Regions from separate parts of the Mus musculus genome. Here all the other regions are linked to region 3. Evidence: chromatin loops called from intact Hi-C (ENCODE). Cell type or tissue: left cerebral cortex. All regions are shown on one strand.

What was found. Peaks named below come from ENCODE experiments on the same cell type or tissue, not always from the same donor. Only the 100,000 strongest peaks of a DNase experiment are listed, where the experiment ranks them.
Region 1: a loop joins it to region 3, with 2.8 times the contacts of the local background. A loop is called at or near these places in 4 of 42 quality-filtered maps.
Region 2: it touches region 3 in a loop (3-fold over the local background); 3 of 42 quality-filtered maps call a loop at or near these places.

Annotation. Positions count from the first base shown.
Region 1 is chr19:10,805,475-10,813,474 of GRCm38, forward strand. The region is part of intron 1 of Cd6 (CD6 antigen); the gene reads right to left. Among named protein-coding and RNA genes, the nearest start is that of Cd6, 21 kb to the right of the region's middle. In left cerebral cortex, no CTCF peak of the experiment used is centred here; DNase peaks (open chromatin) are centred at 320, 630, 3,600, 4,227 and 2 more places; H3K27ac peaks cover 4,541 bases.
Region 2 is chr19:10,777,811-10,785,810 of GRCm38, forward strand. It overlaps A430093F15Rik (RIKEN cDNA A430093F15 gene), which reads left to right. Exons shown (of 4, transcript NR_027805.1): 2 at 3,952-5,271; 3 at 7,423-7,535; 4 at 7,608-8,000. Among named protein-coding and RNA genes, the nearest start is that of A430093F15Rik, 41 kb to the left of the region's middle. In left cerebral cortex, no CTCF peak of the experiment used is centred here; DNase peaks (open chromatin) are centred at 3,345, 4,057, 5,793, 6,594 and 1 more place; H3K27ac peaks cover 5,411 bases.
Region 3 is chr19:10,863,761-10,871,760 of GRCm38, forward strand. Tmem132a (transmembrane protein 132A) reads right to left here and starts at 6,019. Exons shown (of 11, transcript NM_133804.2): 1 at 5,779-6,019; 2 at 3,170-3,384; 3 at 2,709-2,927; 4 at 1,496-1,827; 5 at 195-344. The coding sequence starts at 5,866. It overlaps Tmem109 (transmembrane protein 109), which reads right to left. Exons shown (of 4, transcript NM_134142.1): 4 at 6,900-8,000. The coding sequence ends at 7,998. In left cerebral cortex, no CTCF peak of the experiment used is centred here; DNase peaks (open chromatin) are centred at 4,735, 5,110, 5,538 and 6,041; H3K4me3 peaks cover 3,487 bases; H3K27ac peaks cover 2,955 bases.

The DNA of each region.
Region 1 (8,000 bases), 58 kb before region 3:
CTCGCCCTCCCTCCCTCCCTCCCTCCCTCCCTCCCTCCCTCCCTCCCTCCTTCCTCTCCTCCTCCCTGGCCACCATGTGGTAAATGGCTCTGCCCTGCCATGTGCTCCCTGAAGTGATGGATTGACACCCCTAAAGCTGTAAGCCCAAATCAACCTTTCCTCCCTAATTCATTTTTAAATGTATGTGCCTCAGCAACAGAAACCCAGCCAGCACAGCCCTGCTCTGTAAGCTACACATGGGCAGCACCCTGATTCTTTTGGCTGGCCACATTCACTGGGCAGAAAAAGGATGCTAAGAGGATAGAAAAAGATGGAGACCAGTCTTTGCCAGTGAAGAAAGATTATCAGAAAAAGAAAACATTCTCCCACGATGAGTTTTTCCTCTCTCTGCTTGCTTTGCGTTCTTCTAAAATGTCCATATATTCTACATCAAAATAAAAACGAACTCGCCCACTCACTCATACATCTTCCAATAAGTGCCCTAGGCGGCTGCCCACAGCACTGGTAAAATGAGATTTTGTACTGGTTCTCTGGGCAGGCTGCTCACATGACCCTGTAAATAAAGCTAGAGCAAACCATATGCCAGGCTAATAACTAAAGCCAACTCCCTCCTGGGAAGAAACAGCTCATGCGATTCCAAGATCTGGGCATTTTCCCTGAAAATGTCAGTATTCTCTAGAGGGAGGCACTGTAGGGACCGCGAGGCTAAGCAATGGCAGATGGGGTTCTCGGTTGGTTCTTGTTGTTACCTTACTGTGTGGCTCTGTTTTCTCACTGGTATAATGAGTAGGCGACCATTTCGATCTTTCCCATCCCTTGCCTTCTTTGGTAATTAGATTAAAATGAGGGAGATCAACTACTGACCATTACTACGTGTCTTACAGATGTAGCTGCCCTTCATCTGATTTACATGGAAGATGGACTAGATACCTCCCGAGAGCTCCCTTGAATGAGCCCCCTTGTCAGGCCTGTGTCGTTCAGCAAATGGTCTAGGGACCTCGTTACAGCTGAGCAGTGATGAGGGCAAGATTTGAACCTGAGAAACCTAGATCTTGAAGCCACTTTCTGAACCCAAGCATAGACAGGACAGCTTCTTTACGCACTTGGCATCCAGCTGCAAAGGCTGGGCCACTGTCACTGTGTGTGGAGTGCTCACAGCCTAAAGGCCACCATGTACATGGATCTGGGAAGACTATGTTTTATTCCTTTGTTTGGACCTATGTTTAGAAGATTGTCCTGTGACCCCTATGACAGTGGACACACACAACCCCTGGGGTGTGGTTTGTGCAGTTGAGGAATGGAAAGCTTCATTTTACTTAACTTGATGTATCGCTATTTAATTTTAAGTTCAGTAAAACCATTGGAGAACTTTTTAAAAGAATAAATCACCACCACCAATATCATCACCACCATCACCACCATCACCATCATCACCATCATCACCATCATCATCATCATGTGTGAGGTGGGAGCTCTTGCCAGTGCAATGTGTAGAAGTCAGCGGACAACTTCCTAGAATCGATTCTCTTTGCTCCTGTATGTAGACTGTGGATTCTGGAGATCTAATCCATGTTACCAGGCTTGCTCAGCAATTGTCTTTACCTCCTGACCCATCATCTCCCTGGGCTTGGAGAGCTTTTTAAAAATGCTTGGAACAACCTGGGTATAGCAATCGCCCTTTCTTTCTTTCTTTTTCTTTTTCGAGACAGGGTTTCTCTGTATAGCCCTGGCTGTCCTGGAACTCACTTTGTAAACCCAGGCTGGCCTCGAACCGAACCGCCTACCTCTGCCTCCCGAGTGCTGGGATTAAAGAAGTGTGCCACACCTCGGCAGCAATATCGCCCTTTCTTTATTCTTCTTTTTGAGGCAGGATTCTGTTACACAGTATTTACATTGTAGCCCACACTAGCACTCAAACCCACAGCCATTTTCTCTCCTCAGCCTCCTGAGTGCTGGGATTCCAGGTATGTGGTCGTCACCACACCCAATGCAGATTACTTATTTCAAAACATTAATGTCTAAGTTAGATGTGCTTTAAATGTGAAGTCCAAACTGTATTCTAATGACCTAATGAGGGAAATGGGATAGAGAGGAGACTCACTAAGAAACGAAAATATTTTAGGTAATAAAACATTATTAAAATAACTTCATCTGTTTGACCATGAGAAACGCGTCCTGAAGACACCAGGCTGACATCAGTGCTTGTCTGAAGCAACCTGCCGGGCCCCAGAGCCCCTGAAGCCCCACCCCCCCGCCAGCCCTGCGCCGCTCCTCCGGTGCCCGCTCACCTATGTTTTATCTTTGATGTTATATGCATCGGTGTTTTGCTTGCATGTCTGTCTGCCTGGGTGCGGTTATCAGATGTCCTGGAACTGGTTATGGACAATTTTTGAGCTGCCATGTAGGTGCTTGGAATTGAACCCAGGTCTTCTGGAAGAGCAACCAGTGCCGCTAACCACTGAGCCATCTCTAGAGCCCCTGCTTGGTTTTTTGTTTTGTTTTTTGTTTTTTTCTTGATCACTGAAAATTTCTCCGCTCCAGTGACCAGCATCAAGTATCACAGCAAAGCAAAGGTTTCTCATTAGTTTGGAGTTTCAGTATGATTTTACTTTGCTTCACGAGCCTTACATTTTCCATTCATCCATGCAACCTAGGAAGAGGGACCTGGGGATGCAACGAGCAATCTATTACTTGGTTGACAGAGATTCGCGTGCCAGAGACTCAAGGTTTCCAACCCCAAAGAACTTCAACACCTCAGTGTGTGTGTGTGTGTGTGTGTGTGTGTGTGTGTGTGTGAGAGAGAGAGACAGACAGAGACAGAGACAGAGAGACAGAGAGAGAGAGAGCTGAATACACATGTGAGGTGTATGCATACACCTTATTGTGCAGAGGCAAATGAAGGATGCTGGTGTCCTGTTCTATCACTCTCTGCCTTATTCTCACGAGACAGGGTCTTTTGCTGAACCCAGAGCTTGGCTGAAGACCAACAAGCCCTGGGGATCTCCCTGTCTTCCCCCAGTCACTGCAATGCTAGGGTTCCAGGTGTGTGACCACACCTGGCTGTTTACGTGGGTCCCAGGGATTGAACTCGGGTCCTCATGCTTGAGCAGCAGGTCACTTCACCTCTCTAGCCCAAGAACACGGTTCTTCAAAACACTGCTATCACCATGTCCCACAGCAGAAGATCTTCACCTGCTTGGCATCTTTCATGCTTCCCTGAAGTCTAATTTTCCCCTTCCCTCTCTGCCAATGAGTCCAGGGAGATGGAAAGGGCAGTTCAGAACCTCTACCTTAGGGTCTTACAGTTCAACAGGCTTTGGGTGTCCCCTACCCCAACCAAAGGAAGTGAGAATATGTGAGCCAAGTTCTTCTCAGAGCAGAGAAACCAGCCTGTTGCCTGCTTGCCAATGTGGACGATGAGCCCGTTAACATTTGCTGAACTCAGCTTCATGCTGGGAGCTGGGCCGGGTGTGAAGGAGATAAGCGGAAATGGAATGGTATAGAAAGTAGAAGTAGCCGTAGCCTTTCCAGAGCAGCAATTCACCTGTGTCGGCCTCTGCTCTCAGGACATTCTTTTTCCCCGTGATTTAGAAGAGGGACTTGGGGAGAGACAAACAGTCACTTACACCCTCACTGCCAGTTACCAGCTACACGAGCTGTTCAAGTCAGTAAGCCTGGCTAGCTATAACCTAGCACTGGCCACAATACACGGTGCACATGGATTTGCTTTGGAGGATGACATATGTCAAATGTTGAGGACCTGGAACATGGCCGCCACTTATTACCCTTCACCCCGAGGCTCCGATCTCACTTCTCTGGTTCAATCCCAAGTGGATTTGATAGTGCAGAGAATGATTGATTATGTATTCCATTCTTGACACCATGTGATTTTGAAGCCTCTCGACCTTTGGAACAATCCCACTCTCTCCAAGGCCACGTGCTCTCCTCCCCACCTCCCCATCTTTCTCCCCTTAATCATATCAGAGCTGCCTGCCTCTCTTATACAACTTAGCTGCTGGTTTCCCTGACTCTGCAAACATGGCCTCCTCTGTTCCTGAAGAGATGTGGGCTCCGGTTGCCATGGTAACGAGAGTTTCTTTATATGAACCGACTCCCTTCTTGGCCTCCAAACCTGCTCAGCTTGCACCTACTTTGCAGCTACCAGACTGTACGATGAGAAGCTACTTCACAGAGAATAAAGAACACTTGAAATAAAATTCCCAAGGAGCAGGAGGGAGGCTTCGCCTCCAAGAAAGCCCAGCAGCCAGGAACACTGGCTTTTCCTTTGTCTCACACCTTTGCTCTTCCACTGAGGATGGAGATACAGAGTCTGCAGAAAAGTCCAGGTCTCTTCCTAGCATCGCACTCACTGCGAGATCTTAGACAGAGTCTTGGTATCTGGTTGGGGAAAACCATCTGTTCTAGCAGATGTTACAAAACAGATTGGAATTAAACATGACAGGATTCGAAACTTAGCCTTGGAGCTGGAGATGTAGCCATACAAAGCGAGGACATGACCACTCCAAGGTGTGGTTGAGGGGAAAGGTCTTACAGTGGGTATGAGGGAGACTACAGCCAGAGGCATCTGGAAGAGCCCAGAGCAGGGAGAGAAAGTAGTAGACTCTGTACCAGGCCACAAAAGGAGAGACGGGGCAGGGTGTGGGGGAGAATGAGAGAGAAAGAAAAGAGAGAGCAAAACGGAGAGAGGGCCGAGAGAGGACTAGGAGCCAGGAGAGCACATGGCCACTAGAGCAGGGTTATATGAATGAGAAGTCCGTGAGGTGAGAGGGAGAGGCTTTGGTTAGGGGGCAGGGTGAGAAAGCCTAGAGGAGGCAGGATGCCAGCAGGGACTCTGTAACAGGCACTTGCAGGGCTGAGAGAGCCTGGAGGGCAGCTGCACCTCGCTATGCTAATATTACTAGAGTTAGCCATTTGTCTCCAGTTTCTTTTGGACCTGACAGTAGCTCAGTTGGGAGGGTCCTTGCCTGGCATTCATGAGACCCTGGGTTCCATCTCCGCCATCGCACAAATAGATGTGATGGTGCCCATCGGTACCCTTAGCACTCAGCAGGTAGTGGGAAGAGGGTGACAAGCTCAAGGTCATGCCTCAGCTATATCGTGAGTAGAGACCGGCTTAGGGTACGTGAGGCCCTGTCTCAAAAAAACAGCATTTATTTTAACATACTCAGTTTTCCTTTCCAGTGGAGTGACCTCAAGCAATTCTCACATGCTGTTTCCTCGTGGGTATAAAAATGTCACAGGACTAATGCATGACCACAAGAAGAACCCATTCAAGGTACTGACTCTGTGAGTGCCCAATATAGATACATATGTGCGGATATGTCTGGTGGGTGGGGAAGGCAGATTGTACCCTAAATATACAGAATGTCCCTATATTTATCATAGAAATAGCACAGAAAAGGGCTGGTAATGAGTCCTTGATAAAACTCAAGATGTGGGAAATCATACCTTCATGTGTGTATCCTAGGGGGAAAAACCCTATGGGGTGTTTCCATGCTGATATATTCAAGGAATGTTCACTGTTAACAGAAGAAAGTGAGAAGCAATGTAACAGTCTCCCTGTTGTGTTTAGTTGTAGTGTGTTCATTGGTACATCTCAGAACACAGGGTTAAAGTTTAGAACAGTGTGTCCCATCACACGTCATACATATTGTCTATACCCTGTGCACTTTTTAAAAAAATAAATGTGAACCTGTTACTCAGGTTTTTTGTTATGTTGTTGTTGTTTGTTTGTTTTGTTTTTGAAGATTTATTTATTCTATGTATATCTTCAGACACACCAAAAGAGGACATCGGATCTCATTACAGATGGTTGTGAGCCATCATGTGGTTGCTGGGATTTGAACTCAGGACCTCTGGAAGAGCAGTCAGTGTTCTTAACCACTGAGCCATCTAGTTTTGGTTTCTTTGAAAAACACAGGACTATTATAAGAATATGTTTTCATTTTACTCCCAGGGGTGGCGCATGGGGCTGCTTCAGACTGTCTGCAATTTGTTTCGTGCTCTATCGGAGGCCTGATTTTGCCAGCTGTAGATAGTTTCTGTGATTGTGTGATGTTTGGAATTTTAGGGACTTTTCAGAGGTTAATAAATGCTAGGGCCCTGAGAGGCGGAGTGGATCGTTGGTTGGTTGGTTGTTGGTTTTTCTTGTTGGTTGTGGTTTGTTAAGTAGTCGTGTGCAAAGAAGAAACAATAAGAAGAAATTAGATATCCTGACAGCAAAGATCAAACTTGCCCCAAGGAACTCTATGCCCCTTATCTGCAGGAAGTAGTCTAACTATAATGTCACCTCCTTTCCGACCCTTGACTTTATTCAGGGATCTCTTTCCTTACCTCTCTGTCCTTTTTTCTTTCTTATCTAGTGTTAGGAGGTTGAAAGGGTGGAAGAAAAGAGGGTAGTGAAGGGTAGAAGAGAGAAGAACCCACAAAGTAGCCAAGACAGATACACACTCGTGACTTTATCTGATCACACAAGCTAAGCAGGGTGGGGCCTGCTTAGTACTTAGGTGGGAGAATACCATCTATACACAGCTCAGCTCACATTTTGACACTGCCCTCTGTACATTGATGAATTTTTGTGTAATAAAAATAGAAAAACATGGAAGAAAAGATGCATATACCATGCTGGTACTGGAGGGTGGACGCCCTAGGAGGAATGCTTTTGATAATATCTGCTACTTTCATTCTAATTGATAGTTTTCTTATAAGATCTGAGCAAATATGGCAAAATGAAAACTGCTTAAATTTGAAGGGTAAGCATGACCTTGGCTTGTTAAGACAATTATAATATAGACTTGGGTGTCTATGATATTTATCATAATCCTTGAAGATTTTGTAATAGGGTAATGACAAGATCCATCTTTGAGGCTCATCAAGATGGCTCGGTAGAAAGGGGCTTGCTACCAAGCCTGATGACATCAGTTCTAGCTTCAGAACCCATATGATGGAAAGAGGGAACAGACTCTGAAAAATTGTCCTCTTACTGCTACCCAGGAGCTATGACGTGCATATGAAATAATTAAATAAGAATTGCCTTTGTAGCATTATTGGCATGGTTCTGCACTTTCTAAATTCTGTGACATTTACTATATTCAATTTTAGTGATAAGTATAAAAAGAATTAATGAACACGTTGTGTGGGACCTTCGAAAATCACCCAAGTCATGGTGATGTGCCCTGTCAAATGTCTTCTTGCCTTTTTTGGTTGAAAAGCTATGGGTCTCAATCTCTGTAACAGTGCTCTGAGGTAAATATGGTAAAGAGACAGGATTCAGGAGATGAGGGAACTTTTTGGAGCAACAGAGCTCCTAAGACACAGAGCAAGAATCTGAGCCCAGACAGAGACTGTTCTAGATGCTATCATTGTCACCTCAGGGTCACTCACGCCCTTGTCTGGATGGCCTAGTGTTTCCTGAGCCATCCCCAGGCCAGCTGCTCTTCTGTAAGGAAGTAGAGGTATGGGATCTTGCCATACCTTCTGGCCACCACCCAGCTTGAAGGCCCAAGTGTTAAGAATCCTATCCATAGGATGTAGATGGTTGACAGAGAAGCGAACGAACCTCAGAAATGCAAAGGAGGGTGACTACTGCTCTACTGAGGCAGGGCAGCCAGCCAATCCAGGAAGGTCTTGGTTTTGTTTTCTCAGTACTAAGAGTTACAGCCAGGGTCTAGCATACACTAGGTACATAAGTGTTCTGCCCAGAACCACATCCTCAGCCAATTGTTCCTTTGGTGTTTTGTTTTATTTTAAATAGACTGGCCTTAAACTTTGCTGTGCAGCCCAGGTAGGCCTTGCATCCCGCCTCAGCCTTCTTAGAGTTACAAGTGTCGCCACCATGCTTGTGCGAGTTGAGGAAGTTACTGAATCCATGGTTATAGAGGCCAGTGACATTCAGGTTAATGACCCAGGAAAGTGCTTTCTTGCTGGTCTGAGAAGCACATCCACACGTACCAAGAACCTCTTCTGTGCCTTGTGGTTGA
Region 2 (8,000 bases), 86 kb before region 3:
GATGGTGCATTTTAAACCTTCTCAAAGTTAACCAAAGGATACATTGGCAAAGTTTACCAACAATTGTGTGTGTGTGTGTGTGTGTGTGTGTGTGTGTGTGTGTGTGTGTGGTATTCCTATGTAGCCGAAAACAGCCATAAACACAGGATCCTCCTGCCTCAGCACCCTGAGTTGCTCTAAAATACTCTTAAAAAACAGGAGTGCTGCCGGGCGTGGTGGCGCACGCCTTTAATCCCAGCACTTGGGAGGCAGAGGCAGGTGGATTTCTGAGTTCAAGTACAGCCTGGTCTACAGAGTGAGTTCCAGGACAGCCAGGGCTATACAGAGAAACCCTGTCTCGAAAGAACAACAACAACAAACAAACAAACAAACAAACAAAAAACAGGAGTGCTGGGAAGGAACTTCCACCCCAGGGTTCAGGGCTGGGCCTGGGTGCAGTCAGTGGCCGGGAGCTTGCCTGGCATGCATGATGTTCTGGGCTCCATCATCAGGAGTGTGGTGGTCTAGGAGGTGCTTATCTGGTTTAAGGATAAATAATGAGGCAAGCTCCAAACGAAAACTAGAGATAGCTCTGTAAATTCTGCAAACCACAAAGCAATGTGAGCAAAAGTCTAAGGTATCTGATAAGCAAGAACAATAGGAGAAAGGATCGGTTCTTTTAACCTTTGCTGCGTATTGATGGGCTGAGGCACCGCTATACGCGGTGGGGACGCAAAACACCTGAATACTTAAAAGATAAGAGCCTCAGGGGCAGGTGAAAACATAAGCAGTTTTTAAAAAATATTTAAAATGTCCAATAAGCATATATACAGATATGCTTATTGGACATTTTAAATACACCCACACACACATCTATATAAACAAAATAACCAAAAATTTACTCAGTAGTAAAAAATATTTTTTCTCTCTAAAATTGCTTCATTTTTCTCTTTCTTAAGAACAGTAAGCAACAACAACAACAACAAAAAAAAGCCGGGTGTGGTGGTGCACGCCTTTAATCCCAGCACTTGGGAGGCAGATTTCTGAGTTCAAGGCCATCGTGGTCTACAAAGTGAGTTCCAGGACAGCCAGGGCTATACAGAGAAACCCTGTCTCGAAAAACCAAAAAAACAAAACAAAACAAAACAAAAAAACCCAGTAAGCAGGGTAGCACATTTCTTTAATCCCTTTAGTTAATACCTCTAATTTTAGTTAATGCCCTTGGGAAGCAGAGGCAGGGCTCACACGGGAAAGAGAAGCAACTTCCACAGCTGTCCTCTGCTATGTGCACCACGGCAATGCATGCCTACTCCAGCCATAAAATAAATAATTACTTGTTAATAAACATATAAAAACTTTAAATTTTTTCAAGATTGTATGTGTCTAAAGCCCTCGGTGCTCATGTTGTAGCATGTATGAATGTGAAGGACTGAACCCGTTCGAGGCATTTTGGAACAGGTGAATTGTGGGTTGTTAGCCTTCGGAAAGAACCTCTTATTTCTGTCTTTGCAATTCTATTTATTCTTTTAGATTTTTCTTTATTTACATTTCAAATGTTATCCCCTTTCCTGGTTTCCTCTCTGACAAGGTCTGAAGAAGCCTTGGTTGTTCTCAAAGTTGCTACACAACTAAGGATGCTTTGATCCTCCTGCCTCCAGCAGCAGAGTCCTGGATTTAAGGCACACACCACCACGTGGTCTGTGTGGTGCTGGGGATGGAGCCAGGGTCCAGCTTGCCAGGCAGTGGTGGTCTACCTGTTGAGCTTTATGCCGGGTGCCACTTATGCCTTGTACTTAATTCTTAAATTCATGACGGGTCCTGCGCCTGAAAATAAGGAGGGTGCTTTAAGAACTGATTATATCAAATTAAAAAGCACATTCCGTCTCATTAAACGCACAAACACCTGGCAAACGACGCAGGGGAAAAGTCGCATCACGATGATTAAGAACTGGAGCCCTAATTTTATTCTTTACAGTCTTAATTTTTTTATATATAACAAAGAACAGTAGCTTTTATCTATGAGAGGTAAAAATCATTATTATAGCCAGGTGTAGCGGCACACGCTTTTAAACCGAGCACTCAGGAGGTAGAGACAAGCAGACCTCTATAAGTTTGAAGCTACATAGCAAGTTCCAGGCCAGCCAGGACTACACAGTGAGACTCTGTTTTTAAATATATACATAAAACTTACAAAAGGTCTTTACATCCCCGAGGCTCAATGTATCTTCCTTCAACCTCTACGCACTTTCTTAGGTGAAGTGGCTCTAAGTTATAAGCAATGATAGCAAGTGTTCATTTAGGGGCAGGGGGATTGCAATGAACACTCACTGTTGAACCTTCTGTTTCTAGACTTTGGATATTCTGCTGCAAACAAAACCAAAAATAACAAACAAACCAAAACAAACAAAAAACCGTGTCAAACGTGTAGCTGACCTTGTGATGTGCTCCTACTCTGGGGAAAGCTTCTGTAGTTTATTTTCTTTTTTCTACCTTAATCACAGAAAATTGTAACCAAAATAGAAAATCTATTTACCTTCCATAACAGAAAAATGTAGACACAAAACTGAGTTTGTCATGTAATTCTTTTTCCTCTATGCCTTTTTTTTGTCTCTTGACTTTTAAAATTGTTTTTAAAAATAGAAGATATTTTTTGACGTCATCTATGTGATATATCTTGATCTCATCCATCCTCAGACCCCCCATCCCTCCCACCCCCAGGGTGGGACCCCTAGCATACCACTCACACCCTCCCCTGTTCACATCCTGTTGGAATGCTGAGTCATTTTTTTGGCTGGATCTTAAGCAGGTACCTGTAGCTGCAGGGGATTTGGGTGTGCAATGGTCATGTCACATCCAGAAGGCACCATGCCATACATTGTCCTCCCTATCCTTCCTCTATTAGATTCTTTCCATCCCTCCTTGGCAATAGTCCCTGAATCTCCAGGGAGGGATTTGATATCTATGTCCTGTTTAGGACCGAACTCTCAATACTCACTTAGTCTCACTTCTTCGACTGTTATGCGTCTTTGCCTTGGCTGCTGCCCACTGTAGAGCAAAGCTTCTCTGGCCAGGGTTGAGGGCAGCACTAATCTATGCGTGTTAACTTAAGTGTTTAGAAGGCAGGTTAACAGGGGGTCCATTTAGCAAGACAGTGCTCTGCCTAGGACTGGCAGTTTCTTATGCAGTGAACACACCTCTCTATATAGTACGGACACATTAAGGGGTTTGCCCGAGAGAGATGAAATCTCATCCTACAGTCTAGAAGATGATGTTGAGTCCTTTGAAATCAGTTACATGGAGACTGTCGCTCAGATCCTCTGAAAGAACTGAAGGTGCTCATGACCACTGAACCATCTGCCCGGTCCCCTAACTGTCACTTAAAGGGGGTGCATTTTATTGCAATTATGTTATTTGTCAGCCAAGTTGATTTTTAAATTTTTTTTAAGGTTTTCCCATGTAGGGCCAACTACATAATTAAGATGGCTATAGAGCATGAAATACAGCCGGAGAGCAGAGGGTGGAGTGAAGCCGTCTACACAGCATGCACAATTTCCCTGTTCATACTTCACTTGCCTCATTTTTTAGCTTGGTAGTGTGCTGGGCCCTCCCCAAGACATCGAGCCTGGACCCCCTGTCTTTCACTCCCCACAGAGCGTTTCATGGAGGCTGTGCCACCCCAATCAACCCATCTTCCCACCGAACTTTAGGATGTTTTTTTGTTTTGCACCATTATCAACACCTCCCCTCCCCCACCACCTGCCTCTCACAAACCTAAAAAGAAAGAGAAAAAGGCTCCATGATGAGTGGATTAAGAGTTTAAGGAGGCAGGGGCTGATGGGCAGGGGCCGGTATCAGAGTTCTATCCCACTACGGTTATTTTAAAAGAGTGACATAAGTTTTCTGGGTATCAGAATTCTATCCCACTGAGTTTATTTTGAGAGAATGATGTAAGTTTTATTTTTAAAATTTCAGTCTTGAAAATATGACATTGGACACGAAGTATGAATCACATCCTGCCTCAGTGAGCTTTTGACAAGATGTTACAGAAAACAGCTCTACAATGTGGGGGCCTGTGTGCAACTTACTGTCAGTCAGTGCTGGAGACCAGGGGCATGGGGCCTCCAGAAGCACCTTCCACCTTCCACACAGCGCGAAAAGAAGACACACTGATGATGGTCAGGCCCCAGTGACTCAGAATTCATTTTTTCTTTTTTTAGTTTTTAGTTTTTTAGATAAATTGGGTAGGCACAAGTGTTAGTGCATGGAGCTCGGACATGGCTTTTTATGGTAGAGCTGCAGAGTTTGATAGCTACAGTGACTGTAGCTATCAAATCCTAAGGTATTTTTTAGTCCCCTTGCCTGGCTCCTGACCAATAGCCAAACCCGCAAAAGTGCATTGTTTGGATAACATAGTCTCTGTGCTGTGATTCAGCTAAGAGTTTAAGAACTCTAAGAAAGCAGTTTGTGTTCAGGTATGCGTGACCAGCATCTCCCAGGAGAAGCCATCTTTTAAACCAACTCTAGAGAAGGCAGGCCTCTTACTGAAGACGGAGCAGGGACTAATGGCCCCTCAGTAGGCATTGGCGTTGGCTGTGGACATTTTGGGAAGGAGCTCTTCCAGAGCCTTCAGTTTCAGCGTTTGTAGCCGACAGATGAAAGTTTGTATGAGTCCATGTGTTCACTTACAAACACCCTGAGGTGTCCCTGGATGCCTTCCGTGGCCCCTTCTCAGGTTACAAACTTCCTGGACCTGTAGCAGCCTCAAGGAAGCCAGACACAGCAAACTGGAAGGGTGCTATACCCTGCCAGCCCCACCCTGGTACAAGACTTGAGGACTGGCACATATGTCTGTCACCCACTCCGTGGTCAACCAGGGCAACTTAGTGAGACTCTTGACTCCAAAAACATAAAATTTTTAAAATGAAGGAAAGGTTGAACTTATAGCTCAGTGGCAGGGCGCTTCCCGGATGTGTGTGGGTCATGGGTTCACCCTCAGCATTGCCAGACAAATGCTCATCTAGAGATTGACTGGCCTCTGGATTGCCAGTTGGAGGCCTTAAAGAGGGGAAAGTCTATACTGTGGACTCATGTCTCAGCTATGGCCAGTGAGACTCTCTCAGCATCAGTGACTTCGTCTCCAAAGCTGGGCAAAGTCCTGGAATTTGCCAGCAATCCTTGGGCCTCAGCCGCTCCTCTAGAGAGAGGAGAGGGTGATGTGTTGCAAAGCCTCTCCTTAGGACACTGCATCTCTGCTGGCTGAGCCTCTTGGTAATGGTTTCTGCTGATGCTGAGGTACAGTTGGGTCTGGTAGATCCGAAGCCCCTATGGGAGCTCTGTCCCTCAGTCACTCCTGGAAGTGAGGGCTGGGCCACTAAGGTTATGGGCCAATGAGCACTCTTCCCTTGAGTGCTTGAGATGTTGCCAAAGGTCCCTTTGTAACTCCCCTCCCCCAAGGAAGCCTCTCAGACCAGAGGTGCACTGCATCTATAGATCCAGATCCTGGAGGGGGTGGCTGCTAAGATGGTGACGATAAAACTGTTGCAGACACATAAAGCTTTGCTTTCTGTTTTTTGTGTGGGCACTGTCCTGGTGGGGGGAAATCAGATGTCCTTGAATGGGTTTATTAGAGGGGTTCATTGTCTTGCCACACCCTTGGCGCCTGAGCGGGAAGAGAGGCTGACAGTGGTAAGAGAGGAAGTCTCAGACTCAGTCTGGGCTGGGTTTGAGTCTTTCTGGGGCTAATAGCTATGACTGCCACTGAGGGTTGTTACACGAGCAAGTTAGAGAACAGAAGAACGAGGAGCCCTTGAACATGAACAGGTGACATATTTGCAAACTCAATGAAGACTGTGAAGAATGTGGGAGCAGAGGGGTGGCTTTGGCTTCTGTTCTATATGAGTTTAGTACAAAAACCATTTCTCAGCTGGCCGTGGTAGTCCAGGCTTGCCATCCCAGCACTTTGAAGGCAGAGACAGGAAGGTCATGAGTTAGAGTTAGCCTGGGCTTCATAGTGAGAGCCTGTCTGTTGTCCTCCCCTGTTTCTCTCTGCTTTTGGGACAGTAGCTTATGTGTCTCACTCTGCTCCTTTGAAGCCTCACTTCTAATTACTTTTAATTAGTTCATGTTGCTTAATTAAAAAGTGATGAACTTGGGGACCTGCCTGGTCAGATGTGTTACTCAGAGCTCTGGCGGGGCCTGAGTGCCTACAGCCTGGAGAAGGACACCCGAGGGTGATGTCAGCGAGCTTCAAATTAAGAAGGGGGCAGGGAGGTGTTGGAGCTGGGGGATGATGACAATGGGTTCTTGTTTTAATTTGGAGCAGGAGTGAAAAAAGGCAGTGACACTCATCTGTGACGTTTGAAAAACCTTTGTGGGACACAGATGTTCAGGTAGAAGAAGGGTAGCCTATTTATAGAAAGACATGTCAAAGGAAGAAACAAGCCTGCTTCTTAAACAAAGAGAGACAATTAACCTAAGACCTTCCCTGGCTGCACACACAGTAGGGTAGATGCCTTGGAGGTCACGTGGGCCAGATGGTCCTGGGCAGCCCCACATGGAGGCTAGTCTAGTTCTCTATCCCACCCCTTCCTTGTGGGTGATGAGGGTGCCTCAGGGCTGTGCGAGGGCATTTTTCTGAGCTGGCTACTGGCTCATGCTCAACTTTCACTGAGTTTGGTCATCAGCGGGTTTCTCTGCTCTGACTACCTGAATTAGCATCTTTGTGTCTCCATTGGTCCTTGTAGAGCAGTGTTCTCCAAGCGCACTTAGGAAGGTGGTGGGCAGCAGGCCTTTCACCTGCAGATTTGGGTAATTGAGATGCAGCCACTGTGGAGCAGGGTATCAGCCTGCCTCTCCTTCACAGGGGACTCTGCTGTAATGGGGCGAAATCTCCTAAATCCAGACTGTGCACTTAGTGTCTCATATGTATCTTTTTCCTTCCTTCATTAATTAATTTATTTACTTTACCTTCTGATCCAAGCTTCCCTCCCCTTCTCTCCTCTCACTCCCACCCCCACCCCTCCCAAAAAAAGCAAACAGGACTGGTAAACTGTAGCTTCACAGTGGAGACAGCTGTCGGAAGCCACTTCAGGCAGACATACAAGGTCAGCATCTGTCATGGTGACTGGCAGTGTGTGCCATTGGCACAGGTTGAAGATGCCAGTCATCCCTAGGTTTTGGACCCAGACTCTTGGTGAAGGGATTGGAAAAACAGATCAGGCTGATTGCTATTGGCCTTGAAGTCTCCATCCCCCTCCTCAGCTCTCTAGTGCTGGGATTACAGGCTTGTCCTGCCACGCCTGACTGCTATTCTCTTAATTGTGATAAATTCATGTTGCTTGCGCAAGTGGCTCATAACAGGAAAGTGAGCCCAGGGTGTAGGGAAATTTTCTGTGCCATCTATGAAAGTCTTAAAATAATTTAAAATAAAAGTTGTTTTTAAAGGGAAATATGGCCCGAGGCAGATGGCGAGAAAGCTGCGCTGGCGGCCAGAAGGGATCGGAGCCAGCTGGAGCCACGAGTCAGGGCAGACTCTCAAAGCTCAGTTTCCTTGGATGGTATGTGTGTGAGAGGAGGTTGGGGCTGCCCCCTTGGCCTCTGAGCTGATGGTTTTCTTGCTTCCTCTTCAGCTCTCCATCTAGCCCTGAGGCCGACACCCTAAACTTCTGGGACCCCAGGAATGTGGGATTCAGAGAGGCCAGTTCGGCTGGAGACAGTTCCACACCAAGGATGCTTTTCCCAAGGACACAGTCCCTATCTTCTAGGTGCCTGGACTCCACACGTGCCGAGTGCTCCTGAAATGAAGTTCTAGAACCTACAGCCACTGGACAGGTCTCTAGTGGAAAAGCAATGCCTGTGAGTTTGCTTGGGCTGGCCTTGAACTCACTATATAGTTAAGTATGATCATGAACCTCTCATCCTCCTGCCTCAGGCTCCTGAGTGTTGGGATAACTGGTGTGTTTCCTAAAAGCAAGACTATTTCTTTACAGACTCCGGCATACGTTCAGAGCATGAAACTTGAC
Region 3 (8,000 bases):
GCACAGAAGTGATGTGAATCCCCCAAGATCACAGTGGAAAGTGACAGAGCCTAAGCTTGAATCCTGGCTACAGAGCCCAACTTGGCCTCCAGGCCCCTTTGAACATCCTCAGAACCACTAATCTATGTCCCCAAATGACCCATCAGATGCCCAACCTATTCCCCAACACTCCAGGGCTAGAACTCTTTAGGCACCTGGAATCTGGCCCTGCAGGCCCAGCACGGTGACAGGTGATCAGGCTGGTGTGGTGCTTTGAGCCCTTGAAGCGGTCTAACTTAGCAGTCCAGAGGGTGGGCTGGGCTGGGCGGGCAGCTATCACCTGCAGCCCTTTCTTCACCTTAATCCTGCAAAGAGGGTACAGGTTGTTGGTCAAGATGGAGACTGAGCTGCCGATTGCTTTAGGAAGACAGATGAGGAACCAGAGATATCACCCCCATGTCTGGTCTCCCCAGTTCCAACTAGAATCTCCTTTTATTCCTTCCAGAAGGACCCCAACTCGAGACAGGTCACATATTTCTCTGCCTACCCCAAAGCCACTTACAACTCTCTACTGCCCACAAGTTGAAGCCCAGGTATGGTGTTCCAGAGCCTTCAGGTCCTGACTCAGCCTCAATAAGTGCAGTGACATCTCTTTATACATTCTGGGTTTGGGCCACACCAAGAGTCATCTTTCCCTAGCCCAACTCACATTCATGTCCCCAGGCCTTTGCCCAGGCTACACCCACAGCCTAGTCTAAGTTTCTTCCTAAATACTATTTCTTGGAGGTAGGAGATGATTTTCCCCTACTCTGCCCAAGTCCTCAGGGTTTATCATAGCTTCACCTGAGCACCCCACTCCCATGCTGTCTGATCTAATTCATGCTTTCTCTTCCAGTCCTTGGTACAGATGGGGGCGGGGCCTTGCACACTTCTGTGCAACAGCTCCAGTGTGGAGACACAGGACTTGTACTGAAAGATCTGTGGAGCCAGTGGATGGCAGAGACTGAGTAGGCCTGAGGGGTAGGTAGGGAGTCATGTGGGGTGAGACTCCCAGAGACCCACAAATGTAGAGGGGAAGTTACACTACACATCCTTGCCAGCTTCACTGGGTATGACAGAGGATGCTTGGGAGTAGTTTCCTATAGAAAAGGTAACAGAATGGGTGTCTTTGATGGGAAGGAGTGGGCTTTGTCCAAAGCCCCCGCCCAAGCAGGAGAAACTCAAGCCATACCCATCTTAACATCGTTTGAGCATAACCCAGCACTGGACACTACACTTCTCAGGCTCCAAGCCTCTCCTGCCTCCTCTACCCCAGGACATAAAGTCCCAGGGAGTCTTTCTACTTCTGGATTGTACCCAGCACAGTATCTTGCAATAAACTACTTAGGACTTTTATGCAGAACTCACTGTTAGTGGAGACCCAGAGCTCCAGCAAGACCACAGGAAAACTAGAAACCCACTGTCTTCCCACTTAAGCCCCTATTACCTCTTCCACCCACAGGGGCCTGGTACGCACCGCAGAGTAAGAAGGCTCGCAGTGAAGTTGTGTCGAAGCAGAAGGGTGGCAGTGAAGAGCTGGCCAGGCCTCATTGGCACATCAGGTGCACGCAAAGTGACTGCTTCATCCAGAGGTACCTCCTGGTACTGTGGGGGGTCCTCAGGGTGCAGCTCCACACCACCCACTGGGAGAGCCTGCTCCCTGGGTTCCTCCTCTGTGCCAAGGCCACAGCCCCCAGGGCCCTCGCCTGCAGGCTCCAGCGTGTAGGCCAGTTCGGCCCTTGTGGTGGCACTTTGGGAGAACCAGTGAGAGGGGAATTGCAGTTCCACCACACAGGCACCCAGAGATGGCTGCAAACACAAAAGAGAGCAAAGGCTGTGGTTGGCCCTGAGAAGGGTGGGAAGGAGACTTGCTCCCATTAGCAGAAAAACCTATGGAAGGCAGAACCAAGGATGTCTCCTGGGACCCACCAGATCTGGGTCTCAGACTACTCTGTAGGTCACTCTTCTTGAACAGACTCAGAGCAAAATGGGATAATCTTTACCACATCCCAGGACTTGCCTAGAGCTCAGAATATCAAGAAACAGTTCTTGGGGCTGGAGAGATGGCTCAGCAGTTTAAGAGCACTGACTGCTCTTCCAGAGGTCCTGAGTTCAATTCCCAGCAGTCACATGGTGGCTCACAACCATCTGTAATGGGATCTGATGCCCTCTTCTGGTTTGTCTGAAGGCAGCTACAGTGTACTCATATAAAATAAATGAAAGATTAAAAAGAAAGAAAAAAGAAAAAAAAGAAAAGGAGAGGAGAGGAGAGGAGAGGAGAGGAGAGGAGAGGAGAGGAGAGGAGAGGAGAGGAGAGGAGAGGAGAAGAGAGGAGAGGAGAGGAGAGAAAAGGAACGGCTCTTTCCAGTGGGTATTTGGGCTCAACTGCACAATAATGAAAATAGAACCCACAAAAGTTCCGTCACCACACACAAAGGTAAATGACTCTGTGACAGCGACTCTGACAGTTGCTTCATTTCTTTCTTCTCCAGTTCCCTATAGGTGGGAATTATGTGCCCTAAAACCATGCATCATGGACTGAAATCCTCAAGGAGCCCTCTCCTAGGGCAATCGGGAACCAAAACAGAGCCAGGTGGCGATGCCCTAGACTCTCAGACTGTGGTAGGGTCCTTTCCTTTAGACCCTGGCACCACACCTGCATGGTGCAGCAACAGAAACAACCCACTCACCTGGAAGCGGCAGGCTCGGTGGGCAGTGCCTGCAGGGTGTGTGGCATGTAGTCGGGCACAGGGCAAGCTGCCAGGTCCTGGTGGCCAATCCTGCCCTTTGAGGTGGAAGAGGACACGGGCATAGGGTTCTGCTGGAGTCACCGCTGCTTCCACGGAAACAGCCCGCACATCCCAAGGGACAGGCCGCCGGTGGGGCTCGGTGACCCTAGGAGGGACCACCTGGAAAAGGGCAAACATGCTCATCTGTAGGGTCGAGTGGAGAGGCAGATAACACCATAGCCAGGTCTGGGAAGGTGGGATTTCAGGCTTCTAATCTCGGTGTAGAGAATGGGGAAAAGGTGTCTATGGCCACATCACCCTAATGTGCCCAATCCCTTGCTGGTACTTAGATAGGAGAATGAGAAGAGCCCCAGAACCCCATGACTCTGATTTGCCTGGGAGTTCCCGGGCCCTAGCCTTACCTGCTGAGTGGCAAAGGGTGGGTAGGAGGCCCGGAGAAGCGGCTGTGCCCTGGGCCAGGGCTGCATGAGCAGGAAAGTCTCAGAGCGGGAGGCCAGGGAAGAGTTGGCAGGTGGGTAATGGCCCACCTGCTGCACACGAAAATGCTCAGGGGCATCTAGGAGTTCCAGGGCCACTGGCAGGTAGATGGGGTCCAGGGTATCATGGTTACTGCTAACTGAAGAGGAATAAGGAAAGGAGATGTCAGATAGCTACAGAACTCACAGAGGTTGGACTGGGTGGGCTTCATTCTCAGTGTGGGGCTGGGGGGGAGAGGGCAAAGTGGACTACAAATGTACCATCTCCCAGATGTAGAGGAATCATCCCATTTCACAGACGAGGTGACTGAGGTACTGAGAGCCTCTTAAAAGCAGTCAGAGTTGGAGAGTCAGGGATCGGATGTAAACTTCCCAGCTATTCCTTCTATCTTACCCAGAACTTATCTCTCCCTCCAGCAGAGCCTTTTCAACATCTCCCCTACATATCCCTGCCTCAGATAGGGCATTTGGAGGACACAGCTCCTCCTGCATTGGGAACTACTCAGTAAAAGATGGTTCCCAGTTGAGCTTTGTAGAAATGGAGTCTGTTTTTGCTGTGTCCGTGTCCTTTCATGGACATGGCTGGTCACCCCTTCCAAGTCCAATTACTGTCATGGCACACCCACATCAAATTTCCAAACTTGACCCATTCTGGGGACCAAGCCCTAGTCCTAGCTAGGGATTGGGGTTCAGCAATGACACTTGGGAGGGTACCAAATAGGTCCATGCAGCAACTGGCACTCCCTAAGGGTGGGAACACGAACCAGAAGAGATGGAATATTTGTTCATAAAAAGCACAAAGGTCCACTATGGCTATATTGATTTGTACTATCATCCCCAAATAGTAACAATTTTTAAAGCACTTAACCCCACACAGATTCAATTTTACATGTAGTAAGTCTTTCAGTTCCCACACAATTCTTTGGATTAAATTCTATTACTACAAATTCCACTTAATGGATGTAAAAAATGATGTATGAGGGTTCTCCAACCTGCAGTGGACCTGAGAGGCCAGTCAGGATCTCACCACCTAGCTACCCAGCCGTTCCATCCAGGGCAACCCCAGCATGCCATGTGGCCTTCACACTGTGCCCCCACCCTCCTTCAGGGTCAAGAGTACACCCTGCCTCCTCGAGGAAGCCTTCTGTGGTCATTCAGCCCCTTGCTGGACACCTTGTTCCGGCTCTGCTTGCTGCTACTGCTTTTCTAAGATGGGGAACAATCCTCCCGTTTCTCCAGAGTACCTGGAACCCCAAGTGCAGTCCATGGGCTTGGCTCTGCTGCCTCTCCTGTATTATGTGAACCCCAGGCTCTGTCTTACTCATTCTGTAATTCCCATGACTCTCCCTGAAGAGGTTTGGGGGATAAGGGGAGAGATCTGACTTTATGCCCTAGCTCTACTCCATGAAAGATGGGCCAGTCACCAGCATCTTGGAGCCTGGGTTTCCTTCCTCACTGGTACAAGGGGTGGGAGTATTTCATAACCCGGTGAGCAGGGGAGGGTTTTGGAAGCTTGGTGTAGATCATACTGGAAGTGAGATTGTTAGTGAGCCAAATGAAAAAGCTTTCCTTCCCTCACTGTGGAGGGGTTATTAGGACCCCCACTGGTTCTGCAGGGTTTGGAGCAGGTACCTAAAAGAAGTTCCAGAACCAGCTCTCTCAGCCCCACAGCTGAGCTGGGACGGCGGGGCTTTTCTCTAGAGTGCCCCCCCCCCGCGCGCGCGCCCGCGCACCAGTATCCCTAAGGGTAACAAGTGAGTGACTGTTGTTGGTCCTTAGGGTGGCTCCGGTCCACCTTCTAATTCAATGTTTCCATAATTACAAGATGCTCAGTAGCCTGACTCCCACGGACTTCCATGGTCTCCCATCACGGAGAATCCAGCCCTCTTGATGGGGGCAGAAAGGTAGAGACTACTTCGCCATCTCCCAATTCCCATAACATCTTCCACCTTTCAGCCCCAGCTTATGGCAGGCACGCGGTAGCTGCTGCCCCTTTCGTACTCAGTGATGGGTGCACCCACAAGGGCTCGGAAAGGCAAGGCTGGGACTCTCCCAGAAGACTCCAATGTTGGAGATCTCCTTGGAACAGGGAGAGAGAGGGGGAGAGAGAGAGGGGGAAAGGGAGAGAGGGGGGGGGGCAGAGGCATATCTCTCGGGTCTCAGGCAAAGAGCCTGTTTTGCATTCCTGTGACTAACCAGCGGGTTTCTGGGGACTAGAACTGCAGGTTAGGAAGAGGTGGTGCACGGGGAAGCAGGGCAGCCGGGTTAGATGTCGCGGCTGGAGAGGGGCTCGCAGAGGAGTTGGGACCGGGCTAGTGAAGATGGGAGTGAAAAGACTTTAGGAGCATCTAGGTGGTGCACAGAGAAGAAAGCCAAAGGGCTGTTGGCTGGGAACCGGTTTCCCAAGGTTAGACCTCTCCAGGGCATCGCTCTAGGTTTAGTTCTAGAGTCCAGTGGCTTGGGGGCATCAATGGCGCGTGGCCTCGGACGGACAGGGCCAGGTCGCCCCTCCCCACCCCTCCCTTCCCTCTGACCTCTCACGACTTCCAGGGCGAGAGCCACCAGGAGGCAGAACCAGGCACCGTAGGGCCCCCGAGGGGCCGCAGCCTTGCGTTCAGTCATCGAGGCGCACTCCTTCCCACCAAAGGAGGGTAACCGGCGCGCGGCTCAGGTGGCTGCAATCTGTCCCCACATCTCCCGCGCCCGCTCCGCGCCAGCCGCTGTGGCCAGCTAGTTCCCTGCGCCGCCGGCCCGCGGCTGCAGTTCCCAGACAATGGAGCAGGAGCAGTGGGGTGGGAGGGAACGCAGGCACATGGGCTGTCCCCTTCGCCCCGCCGGGTCCTAGTGCCCTGCGGATCCCAAAACCCAGAGCGTGGCCCCGTGCCTAGGGTGCCTAGGATTGGAATAAGGCAGCGTCCCTGGAGACTAAGCAGATTGATGTCCTCTGCCAGGAAGCACAAGGTGCGTTCTGGGATTCCTCGTGGAAGCCGATGATCAAGGAGAAAAACAAACAAAACCCGTTTCCTCTGCCTCATACCCTCCCCACAGGCATCTCACCTGTGAAGGCATCTAGAATTCAGGGACATAAGAGAACAGAGCTGCTGGGGCAGAAAAGGAGAGGCCAAACCAGGCCAGACCACCTTAGGCCATCCGTGGAGGCAGCTTGTCTCATGCCCAAACCTATCCCAGAAAGAGTCCCTAAGGATGAAGGGTGTAGGCTGGTCAACCCTTCTGAGGGAGTCCTGACTCCCAGTGCCACCTAGCCTTGCCCTCAGGTAGTGTTGGGAGAGGTCCAGATTTGGCATCTCCATGGCAACTTAAAGAGGAAAAAGAAACAGAAACGTGCCCGGGCCTTACACAAAAGAGCAGAACCACCTGGAGCCACATTGAGAACCTTATTCAGTAAATTCCTGAGTCTGGGAGGGAAGCCAGTTTTTCCAGGTTCCCCAAGCTAGCAATATAAGCACCCTGCAGGAAGGGGCAACTTCAGTCCCAACAGAGCTGCCAGATCTGCAAGCTTTCCAAGAGAGTGCATGCCTCCCTCCAGAGTCCTAGGGGGAAAGGTACCAGGTACATCCTGCCTTCCTGAGCCCTCCCTTCCTCCCAACAGATTTCTGCTAGAAGTCCAGAAGGAAGAGAGTTTGTCAGCAGAGACTTTTGAGTAAATACATTTTATTCAGAAGAAGATAATAAAATAGCATGCACTTTAAAACCACCAAGCGCTGATAAAAACATATCACTGCAGCCATGATTCCACATCAAACCTTCAGTAAGAATAGGCATTTAATCTTCACATCTTGTGCTGGACCTGGCATGGGTCATCTCCCTCCACCAGGGACCTAAAGGCCAAGGCCAAGGCCAAGAGTGAGCAAGTGGTGGAGAGGGGTTAGTGGCAGGCTCACTCCTAGCCCTGCAGAACAGATCAGGGCAAAGCCGTGCCCTTCCCAGCTACTGGGACACAACACTGACCAACGCTTGCTTCTGGATGGCAGAGAGTGGACAGGGGTAAAACTGCAAGACAGCAGGTCCTCCTGCCCTTTTCAAGGTCCCTGAAACCCTCAAGGGAGATTCGACAATCCCAGCAGGGCCGTTGCTTTGTTTGCTGGAGTGGGGATTCTGCAAGGGGCTCACTCTGACCACGAAGTAGCCACAGCACACTTTCCCACATTCAGTGTGGCAAGGGGCACCTGGAGGGTGCTGCTGACTCCTGCTAAGGCACTTGTAACAGAGCATAGATGCACAGGCCTCCAGGGACCCTTTCCTCCCCCTTCATCCTTATCTCCAATCTCCTACCCCTGCCCATTGCAGTGCAATGAGGAAGACAGAGAGGGCCGCAAGGGACTTGGGATGGTAGTGTGGCTGGGAGCAGGAAGAAAAGAGCTGGGGGGGGGGGGGGGGAGTGGTCAAACAGGAGCTTCAGCCTGGGCAGGCCTTGTGTAAGGAAGCAGCAGGTTAATCATCACGGAGATCAGCGGGCAGTGGTGCTGGCTGAGAGCAGAAGCCAGGGCTGAGGGCTCCAACCTGCCCTGGGGGAGGCAGGCTGGGAGCACAGAAGGGCAGGGAGCCATCACTTGACTGAGCACCGGCAGAGGACAGGTTCTCTCCTCTCAGCCAGGGGCTAGCGCAGGGGTAAAGGTGTGAAGGTTCCGGACACAAGGCAAGGAAAGGGCAAGGGGGCTGCAAGGAGGTCCGTGAGACCCAGAAGCAGCTCAGCTCTTTGGTACGGTGAGGGTGTCTCTTGGGGACGCCCTTGTCA